Regions from separate parts of the Homo sapiens genome. Here region 1 is linked to region 2. The links are chromatin contacts, found by Hi-C in ENCODE. All regions are on one chromosome and are shown on one strand. The core of a region is the stretch at or near the end of the contact, and the rest is flanking DNA. Distances in the headings are between cores, read along the strand shown. Region 1 holds the start of TRAPPC3 (trafficking protein particle complex subunit 3). Region 2 holds the start of PSMB2 (proteasome 20S subunit beta 2).

Region 1 (4,601 bases), core at 826-3,325, 510 kb before region 2:
TGGCTCACTGCACCCTCCACCTCCTGGGCTCAAGCAATCTTCCCACCTTAACCTTCCTAGTAGCTGGGGGCCAGAGGTGCACACCACAATGCTCAGCTGGTTGTTGTTTTTTTTAATTTTTATTTATTTTTGTTAAAAAAGTAAATAAACAAAAGAGTGGCTATTTCATAACAGAACAGCCTTTTTAAAAATTATTTTTTATGGAGATGGGGGTCTCACTATGTTGCCCAGGCTGGTCTCAAACTCCTGGGCTAAAGTGTTCCTCCTGCCTTTGCCTCCCAATGTGCTGGGGTTACTGGCATGAGCCACTGTGCTCGGCCTAAGAAGCCTTTAAGAACCTATCTGAGTGAGGAGGGGATCATATAGATCAACCTGAGATGGCCCCCACCCCCACTGTTCATTCAGGACTAATGACACTGCAAGTCCCAAAGAGAAAGAGACGCCAAGAGGAGGAATCCCAGGCAGAGAGAGGCAAAATCTCGGAGGCTGTTGGACAGGCAGGGAAAGGCTCCACCTCCACTCTCTCTAGAACCGCCCTGCTTGACAGCAGGCAGGGTGGGGTTGGGTGGCTGGCTGTGAGTGTGACTCAGGTTTCTGTGGGCAGCCAAGGGCAGCCGGCAGGGAGGAGCCCAGACCGACAGACCGGCTGGCCAACTGCAGCTTTCACCTCAGCTGTCCTCTGTCCTGGGAATGCAGAGGGCTCTTGTCTAGCTGAGCTGGCCCTTGGGGGCTAGTTGACTCCTGCTTTCCTCCCCCAACCCCAACCAACCCTCAAGTTCCTTCCCAGAGCCCTCGGCCCTTGGCTCCCTCCCCTGTGGCATTACACAGGATGGAGAGTGAGGGGTCACTGCCTCTAGGGAGGAAACAGAATGTCTGGGGAAAAGGGTATAATAATGATTGGTCCTGCACCCTGAGGGAGGGACTGGGGGAACCCTGGGCACCAGCTTGCAGCCTCAGCGGCCCCCCAGCCCTCCCTAGCCTGGCTGGCTCGTGTCTGGACAGGCTGGTTGTCATGGTGAGGGCTAGGGGCCAGAATGCAGCTGCTACAGTCAGGCTACCAGGCCTAAGTGAACAGAGAGTGCTCAGGGACCCCCCAGCCCAGCTTCCTCAGAGTTGACCAGCTGAGAGACCGCGGGAGCTGAAACCAAAGAGCTGTGGTCAGGGACTATAGACTTCCCCTTGGTGATGGGTGAGAGTTCAGCCAGCACATTCCCTTCGTGTTTCTGGTGCCTGTTTGTTGGCTTGTTTTTGGAGGGTGGCTGGAAGGGAATACACGTTTCTTTTATGCCTTTTATGCGCCCAAGTGCTGGGCATGCGTGGCTCACCAGTCTTTACAACAACTGAGAGAGATTTAGCAACTTGCCTAAAATGGCAAAGCTGGGATTAGAACTCAGAACTGACGGCCACGACAGTTAGTGATCTTTGTTTTCTGGGAACCAGGCAGTGTAGCTGTTCTAGGGGGAGGGAGGGGGAGAAAGTGACTTGAACTTTACCTAAAAGACTGGATATTCCATCACGAGGCCACAGGTGGTAGAAGGCAGGTGCTGGCATCATTTGGGGTTTGGCAGTCTGAAGAGAAAGACACTAGCGAAATGCTTGGCACATAGTAGGTCATTAAATATTTTTCTAATGAAGAAGCCAATTCTGTGTGAGTCATTGCTAGTTTTCTGGGACATCTTGGGAGCTTCTGGAGCTGAATCGCAACAGCGGAAGACGCTAGCTCGAAAGAGGGACTTTCCAAGACCAACCCCGGCGAGAGAGGAATTTGTGGAGCATCATCTCTGAGCCGGGCGCGGGGGGAGGGGGACAAGGAGGAAGCGTGTGTGTGACCCAGGATTACCGAAGGCTGCGGACGCCACCCAGCGGCCAGGATGCTGCCCAGCGCAAGCTGGGCTCTACCAGGCAGGCGCGCGCGGAGCACTCCGGGAGTTGTAGTTGACTGTGTTAAGAGGCGGTGCTGCCAAAGGGGCTGTTGGGTGTTGTAGTCTGACGTTTGTTGGGCGGGAGTTGCCCACGTCGGCCGGACCACTAGTCCCGTGGTGCCCCGCGGGAGGCCGCGCAGGCGCAGTGAGTCAGTGCCGGTCGGTCTTGTGGGCTGAGGGGCAGCGGCTTAGGCTCCGGCGTCTGCAGGGGTCGCCGAGCTAACCCGTGGCTAGGCGAGTGGGGCGGGGCGGCCGGCACCATGTCGAGGCAGGCGAACCGTGGCACCGAGAGCAAGAAAATGGTAACTTGGAGCGCGTGACCTCGGCGGGCGGGGCGAAATTGAGGCGTACAGGGAAGGGGCCCGGCGCCGAGCGCGAGGTGCGTTTGGAAAAGGGCCTTCCTGTGAGCTCTGGCAAGGGGAAGCCTCTTGCTGGGTCACTCCGGGGGCGTTCCAGGCAGGTGAGGGGACCGTCGGAGAAGTTCCCCGGAGGAGACCCCGCCCCCAAGGCCTGAGTGCAGCTCTGTGCTAAGCCAACAACAACGACGGTAATAAATACCAATAACTGCCACTTAACTTCTCTCTTACTATGTGTTGGGCACCGGGCCACGCACGTTACAGCATCTCAGTTAATCTGCAGAGTAGCCCCTATCAGATGGATAACATTGCCGTTTTACAGCTTGGAGAGCTTACGTAATTTGCCCATATTTACACCTGGGAAGTTAGGATTTGGACCCGTGTTTAACTCCAAAGCTAATGCTAGGAGCTGACTGTTAGGCTTTACTCTTAGGCTACAGTGTCTCGTACTGTGGCGTGGGTATTGTGAGAGATGTTCAGATACTGGTCGTGCCAGAAAGGAACGTTTTATTCAATGGAATAAGAGATGGGCCAGAGTAAGCAGTGAGTGGTGCCCCTCTAATGGAGTGGGTGGCTCCCTTCTTTCCCAGGGAATAGTTTGGACACCATATGGTCCTATAAAGTTGGACTAGGGGCTGGGGCTGCAGACTTAGGTCATTTTTCTTTCGTTCTTCCCTCCCTCCCCCCGCCCCCAGACGAAATCTCTGTCACCCGGGGTGGAGTGCAGTGGCACTAACTTGGCTCACTGCAACCTCTGCCTCCCAGGTTCAAGCAGTTCTTCTGCCTCAGCCTCCCGAGTAGCTGGGATTACAGGTGTCCACCACCACGCCTGGCTGATTTTTGTATTTTTAGTAGAGATGGGGTTTCACCATGTTGGCCAGGCTGGTCTCGAACTCCTGACCTCAGGTGATCCGCCTGTCTCGGCCTCCCAAAGTGCTGGGATTACAGGCGTGAGCCACTGCGCCTGACCAATTTTTGTATTTTTAGTAGAGACGGGGTTTCACCATGTTGGCCAGCCTGGTCTCGAACTCGTGGCCTTAAGTGATCTGCCTGTTCAGGCTCCCAAAGTGCTGGGATTACAGGGGTGAGCCACCACACCCGGCCAAAAGACGAGAATATTTTGTTAGGAAACAATGTCAGGTAAGGGGAAACACATGGACCTTGGTTGGAATTCTGACTTACTTGATTGATCTTCAATTTCTTTATCTATAAAATGGGGATAGTAATGTCTACCTAATATTAAATGGGATGGTGTAAAATGTGAGGGGCATGGTAAATGTTTCTTTCTCCTTTTCCTATGAGATGAGTAGAGGTCTTCCTGGTTAGTTTTTGTACTTTGCTCTCATTTTATCCATTTTTTAAGCCTGAAATCAATATTGAAATCTTTAACAAAAATCTGCAGACTCTACCCCCAGCCCCCAGTATTCTTCGTTTCAGTGAAGTAAGGTAATTAGGGAGGGGCAGCAGCATACTCCTGCCCTCAAGGCTCTTGGAACTCCCTTCTTCTAGATAGTCACTTAGCCCACTCCTGCCTTCATTCATAGTTACTCAAATGTCACCTCCTTTGAGAGGCCTTCCCTCCTGATTACCTGCCTAATTCTCTAACCTCTAACTCTATGCTGGTTGTCTTCATAGCACTGTCTATTTAATTTTAAATGATATACCCAGGCTGGAGTGTAGTGGCATGATTGAGGCTCATCCAGCCTGACCTCCCGAGTTCAAGCAGTCCTCCCGCCTCAGCCTCCCAAGTAGCTGGTACTATAGGTGTGCACCACCATGCCTGGCTAATTTTTTTTTTTTTTTGTAGAGCTAGGGGTCTCCCTGTGTTGCCCAGGTTGGTCTCGAGGTCTCGAACTCCTGGGCTCAAGCAGTCCCTCCAACTCTGCTTCACAAATTACTGGGATTGCATCTGTGTTCCATTTAAGCTTGCCAAGACCTAAATTGTTTTGTTTTGTGTTTTGAGACAGAGTCTCGCTCTGTCACCTAGGCTGGAGTGCAGTGGCCCGATCTCAGCTCACTGCAGCCTCCACCTCCCAGGTTCAAAAGATTCTCCTGCCTCAGCCTCCCGAGTAGCTAGGATTACAGGCACCCAACCACTACGGCTGGCTAATTTTTGTATTCCCAGGTTGGTCTCAAACTCCTGACCTCAAGTGATCTCCCCACCTCAGCCTCTCAAAGTGCTGGGATTACAGGTATGAGCCACTGCACCCAGCCTTCATTTTTTGTTTCTTGAAGCACCAAAAGCACAGATTTATTGAAATGAAAGTACACTCCACATAGCAGGAGCAGGCTCAAGCAAACGGCTCAAGAGCCATCTAAATTG
Region 2 (4,957 bases), core at 1,504-4,003:
ATAGTTGTGTTTGGAGATACAACTGCAACTCGTTTCCCATTTCTCAATAAGCTAGTATGAAGACTCAGTTGTGGATGTCAGAAACCCAATCAAGAAATATTTCACCTTTTTTTCAGAATTGCTTCAAGATATAAAGGGATGGCTGTTTTTTTTTCTATTAGAAAAAATACAAATAGTACATGAGCACTGTAAAACATTCAAACAATACCCATGTGTATAAAATAAAAAGTGAAAGTTCTCCCTTCAAATTACACTCACCAGGGTAATAAATGCAAATAATTTGACACTAGAATACCTGTAAACAGGTATTTACAGGTATTCCATTCATATTCAAATATTCATAGTTAAACAAAATGGCATCAGGCTACATATAAAAAAGCATTTTTACTTTCACTTAATGTATCTTGGGCCATGGAATATATAGGTATATTTAGATTCATCTCATTCTTTTTATGGGTGCACAATATTCCACTATGACTGTACTACATTTTTTTTTTTTTTGAGACAGAGTTTTGCCCTTGTTGCCCAGGCTGGAGTGCAGTGGCACGATCTCAGCTCACTGTAACCTCTGTCTCCCAGGTTCAAGCGATTCTCCTGCCTCAACCTCTTGAAGTGGCTGGGATTACAGGCGCCTGCCACCTCGCCCGGCTAATTTTTTGTATTTAGTAGAGACCGGGTTTCACCATGTTGGTCAGGCTGGTCTCGAACTCCTCACCTCACGTGATCCACCTACCTTGGCCTTCCAAAGTGATGGGATTACAGGCATGAGCCACCACACCCGGCCCAACAATGTCTCCACTTTTAGACACGTAAGTTGGTCCTCTTTTGTGTTGTAGTGCTGCAACACTAAATATCTCTCTCTCTTTTTTTTTTTTTTTTGAGAGAGAGTCTTGCTCTGTTGCCCAGGCTGGAGTGTAATGGTGTGATCTTGGCTCACTGCAACCTCTGCCTCCCGGGTTCAAGCGATTCTCTTGCCTTGGCCTCCCCAGTAGCTGGGATTACAGGTGCCGCACCACCACGCCCAGCTAATTTTGGTATTTTTAGTAGAGACGGGGTTTCATCATGTTGGCCAGGCTGGTCTCGAACTCCTGAACTCGTGATCCGCTCGTCTTGGCCTCCCAAAGTGCTAGGATTACTGGCGTGAGCCACTGCCCCTGGCAACACTGAGTATCTCGGTACACAAATATTTGGACTGTGTGTCCAAACATTTCTTTTGGACATATTCAAAAGGTTATGCATATTTAACAGATATTAAAATTGTTCTCTATAAAAAGGTTGTACAACTTAGAACCTTACCCCCAATTTATACTTTCTCATTGTTTCTTATTTCCCATTTTCCTAATTACCATCAAGGTTGAGGATCTTTTCATGTTTATTGGCCATTCGTGTTGCTTCTTTTGTGAATTGTTTTTCTTAGTCTTTGGTCTTTTTTTATTTTTTATTTTTTTTTTTGAGATGGAGTCTCTCTGTTGCACAGGCTGGAGTGGAGGGGCGCTATCTCGGCTCACTGCAATCTCCGCCTCCTAGGTTCAAGCAATTCTCCTGCTTCAGCCTCCGGAGTAGTACAGGCGCCTGCCACCACGCCCAACTAATTTTTTGTATTTTTAGTAGGGACGGGGTTTCACCATATTGGCCAGGCTGTTCTCGAACTCCCGACCTCTTGATCCGCCCCCGTGCCCTGCCGGGTCTTTTAAAAATGGTATTGTCTCACCCGGCTCCCCTCCCATTGGTTTGTAGGAATATCTTTTAAGTTATAGATATTAACTTTTTCCTTTCTTCTGTCTATAAGGTCCAAAATAGTAACTATTTCTACAATTGAAACATTCCCAATTTACATTTACTGTTGAGCATGATAATGACTTTCACCACATAGAGACGTGTAATTTTAGGTAGTCAAATCTGTCAAGTCTTTTCTCATATTGCTTCTGGGTTCCCTGTCAAGCTTAGAAACACATCTCTTCCAAAAATTACAGAAATATTTTTCTACTTTTTCTTCCATGTTTGTATCTCTCTCCCTCTCTTTTTTTTTTTTTTTTTTTTTTTTTTTTTTTTTTTTTTTTTTTTGAGACGGAGTTTCGCTTTTGTTGCCCAGGCTGGAGTGCTCACCGCAACCTCCGCCTCCAGGGATCAAGCGATTCTCTGTCTCAGCCTCCAGAGTAGCTGGGATTACAGGCATGCGCCACCACGCCCAGCTAATTTTGTATTTTTAGTAGAGACGGGGTTTCTCCATATTGGTCAGGCTGGTCTCGAACTCCCAAGCTCAGGTGATCCGCCTGCCTTGGCCTCCCAAAGTGCTGGGATTACAGGCGTGAGCCACTGCGCCCGGCCATGCTTATATCTTTAATCCAACCATATACTATTTTTGTGAAGGATGGAAGTAAGGCTCCCCTCAAGTTAATTTTTCTCCAATCTGGCTTGCAGGAAAGGGGTTTCTGGGGAGATTTTACCGAGCAACGTAGGGAAACGGCTGCCTGGCTACCTACCCCTTTTTGACACCCACACGTGCTCGGCACCTTACATACACTGCGTGATTTTATCCTAAAGCCACTTTTAAAATCTTAGTGTGTAAACAGAGAAACTGGGCGTCACATAAGGCAAGTGACCTGCACAGCCTGCTCCGGAGGAGACCCGTACGATCCCAGAGACAAGCACTGAACATAAGGCACCCGGCGCCGCGCCCGCTTTGCAACCTCTCGCGACAGTTGTACGTCATCCGAGAGCGCCGTGGAAGTCGTGCTGCAGGCGTCGCGCCAATCTTCGCTCTGAGGTGCTGTCTCACCGGTGAGACCTGGAAGCGGGCGAGTCTCGTGCTGTGTCGGACCTGCAGCCCCTGGCCTTCCGCCACCATGGAGTACCTCATCGGTATCCAAGGCCCCGACTATGTTCTTGTCGCCTCCGACCGGGTGGCCGCCAGCAATATTGTCCAGATGAAGGACGGTGAGAGGAAGCAGGGGAGGCCCGGCCAGGCCTGGGGTGTAGGAGCGGCCAGAAGGAGTTTGTCGGGGGTTGAATAAGTACCAGGGAGGATCTGAGAGATGGAAGCCGGCCTGCCCTGCCCGTACTTATTTTATTTATTTATTTATTTTTTCGAGAGGGGTTTCGCTCTTGTTGTCCAGGCCGGAGTGCAATGGCGCGATCTCGGCTTAGCACAGTCTTTGTCTCCCGGGTTCAAGCGATTCTCGTGCCTCAGCCTCCCGAGTAGCTGGGAACAGATATGCGCCACCACGCCTGGCTAATTTTTGTATTATTAGTAGAGATGTGGATTTCTCCATATTGGTCAGGCTGGTCTCGAACTCCCGACCTCAGGAGATCCGCCCGTCTCGGCCTTCCAAAGTGCTGGGATTACAGGCGAAACAGGCAGACAGGTCTGGGACCTTGGCATTTGCTCCTCCAGGGCTCCTGGGTCAGTGCTCTGCTCTGGCCTTCGCTAAATGCTTCTTGCTTGGTGAGAGTTGCCTAAAGGGAATCAGTTTATAAATGTTTAAGCGCCTGCCCAGAGCCTGGCTCTCTAGATCCCCGAATCTCTGATAAGTTTCCTGGTGTCGCTAGTAATGAGGTTAGTTTGTTGGCGGCATAAGGTGGGATCCTGAGGAGAGTGAGACTGTGGGACTGGCTCTCTAGATCCCCGAATCTCTGATAAGTTTCCTGGTGTCGCTAGTAATGAGGTTAGTTTGTTGGCGGCATAAGGTGGGATCCTGGGGAGAGTGAGACTGTGGGACCAGAAGCTTGGCATTTTCCTTCTTCCCGTGGCTCCCGATTCTTCTTTTCCAGTTTTCCAGAGCAATGGCTGCCAGGTTTTCCTTATATTTAAGTAGTTAATGGAGTTAAGAGATTGGAGCCCTGTCATTTATTTGCCTTATGAGTTTGTATAAGTTATTTTGCAGTGCCCAGATTTCCTCATCTTTAAGATTAGCAATACCAAACTCACAAACTTGTCGGGAGGATTTAGTAAATGAGTTATGTGCAAATCCTTAGCACTAGGCAGGTACTTAATAATACTAAGTGTACGTAGGTGCCCAAACATATTTGTCAAATGACCATTAAGTCATCTGAACCAAAGCTTAATACTTTTTCAACAGTAGCACGTCTTTGATCAGTTAAGGAAAACAAACTTAGATTCTGCAGAAAAACAACCAAAATCTTCTTAAAATTATGTATTGAGTAATTTAGTATAGATAGTATAGTATAGTATAGTATAGTATAGTATAGTATAGTATATTATAGTACTTAGGGGCAAAATGTCTGGACTCACTGCATAGGTTGAACCCAGGTTCTGCCACTTGTGACCTTAAGCAAATTTCTCTAACTCCGTGCCCTAGAGCTAACATCTATAAGGTGGTAATGTAATAGCACCTATCTCAAAAGGTTAATGAATTAATGTAAATCACTTAACATAGCACCTTATACTTTATGAAATTCTATGATTAGTTTGTAGAAGTTTTGTTTGTAAGCCAGTCCTTCCAAAGGAGTGAATTTGTTTTGAGAGTAAATTTGTCCATTATTTTGAATACTAAGGTCTTTGACAAGCAAGTGATTTTAACATTAAGTCATGTCTAGGTAGAACAATAATCATTATCTTTACAGGTCTTTTGTTTCATCCCAAATGTATGTGAAATCACATTGAAAAGTAGAATGTGCTTTAAGCCTACTTATGTACACAGTACTTTTAGTCATTATAGGGGATGCAGTATATTACTTATAACCCATAGAAGAGTCCAAGACATTAAGAAAACAAGGAAATAAATGCTGCAAGATGATTTTATATAATAAAAGAAGTATTACTAGTTAGTAGTAGGTTGGTTTTTAAATTAATGAGTTCAAGAGCAAATCCTAAGAGTAATAAAAGAAAGATAACTATGGTATGGGAGAAAGATGAATTTGAGTTAGTTCTTGAAAAATAATTGGAAATAGTTGCACTCTGCACATTCCAATTTTCCCTATAGTCTTTTCTGGTATA

Evidence for each region. A loop is a pair of places that touch in the nucleus more often than their neighbours do. Pooled maps may share reads with other maps.
Region 1: a loop to region 2 is called in a map with no recorded cell type, with 6 times the contacts of the local background. The contact joins the promoter of TRAPPC3 here to the promoter of PSMB2 in region 2. A Hi-C loop is called at or near these places in 2 of 37 single-sample maps with no recorded cell type and 8 of 50 pooled maps.

What each region holds. Positions count from the first base shown.
Region 1 is chr1:36,146,960-36,151,560 of GRCh38, reverse strand. It overlaps TRAPPC3 (trafficking protein particle complex subunit 3), which reads left to right and starts at 2,075. Exons shown (of 5, transcript NM_014408.5): 1 at 2,075-2,224. The coding sequence starts at 2,183. RefSeq lists enhancers at 1,522-2,181, 2,312-2,391, 1,745-2,405.
Region 2 is chr1:35,639,322-35,644,278 of GRCh38, reverse strand. It overlaps PSMB2 (proteasome 20S subunit beta 2), which reads left to right and starts at 2,753. Exons shown (of 6, transcript NM_002794.5): 1 at 2,753-2,937. The coding sequence starts at 2,847. RefSeq lists enhancers at 1,848-2,812, 2,565-3,024, 2,813-3,778.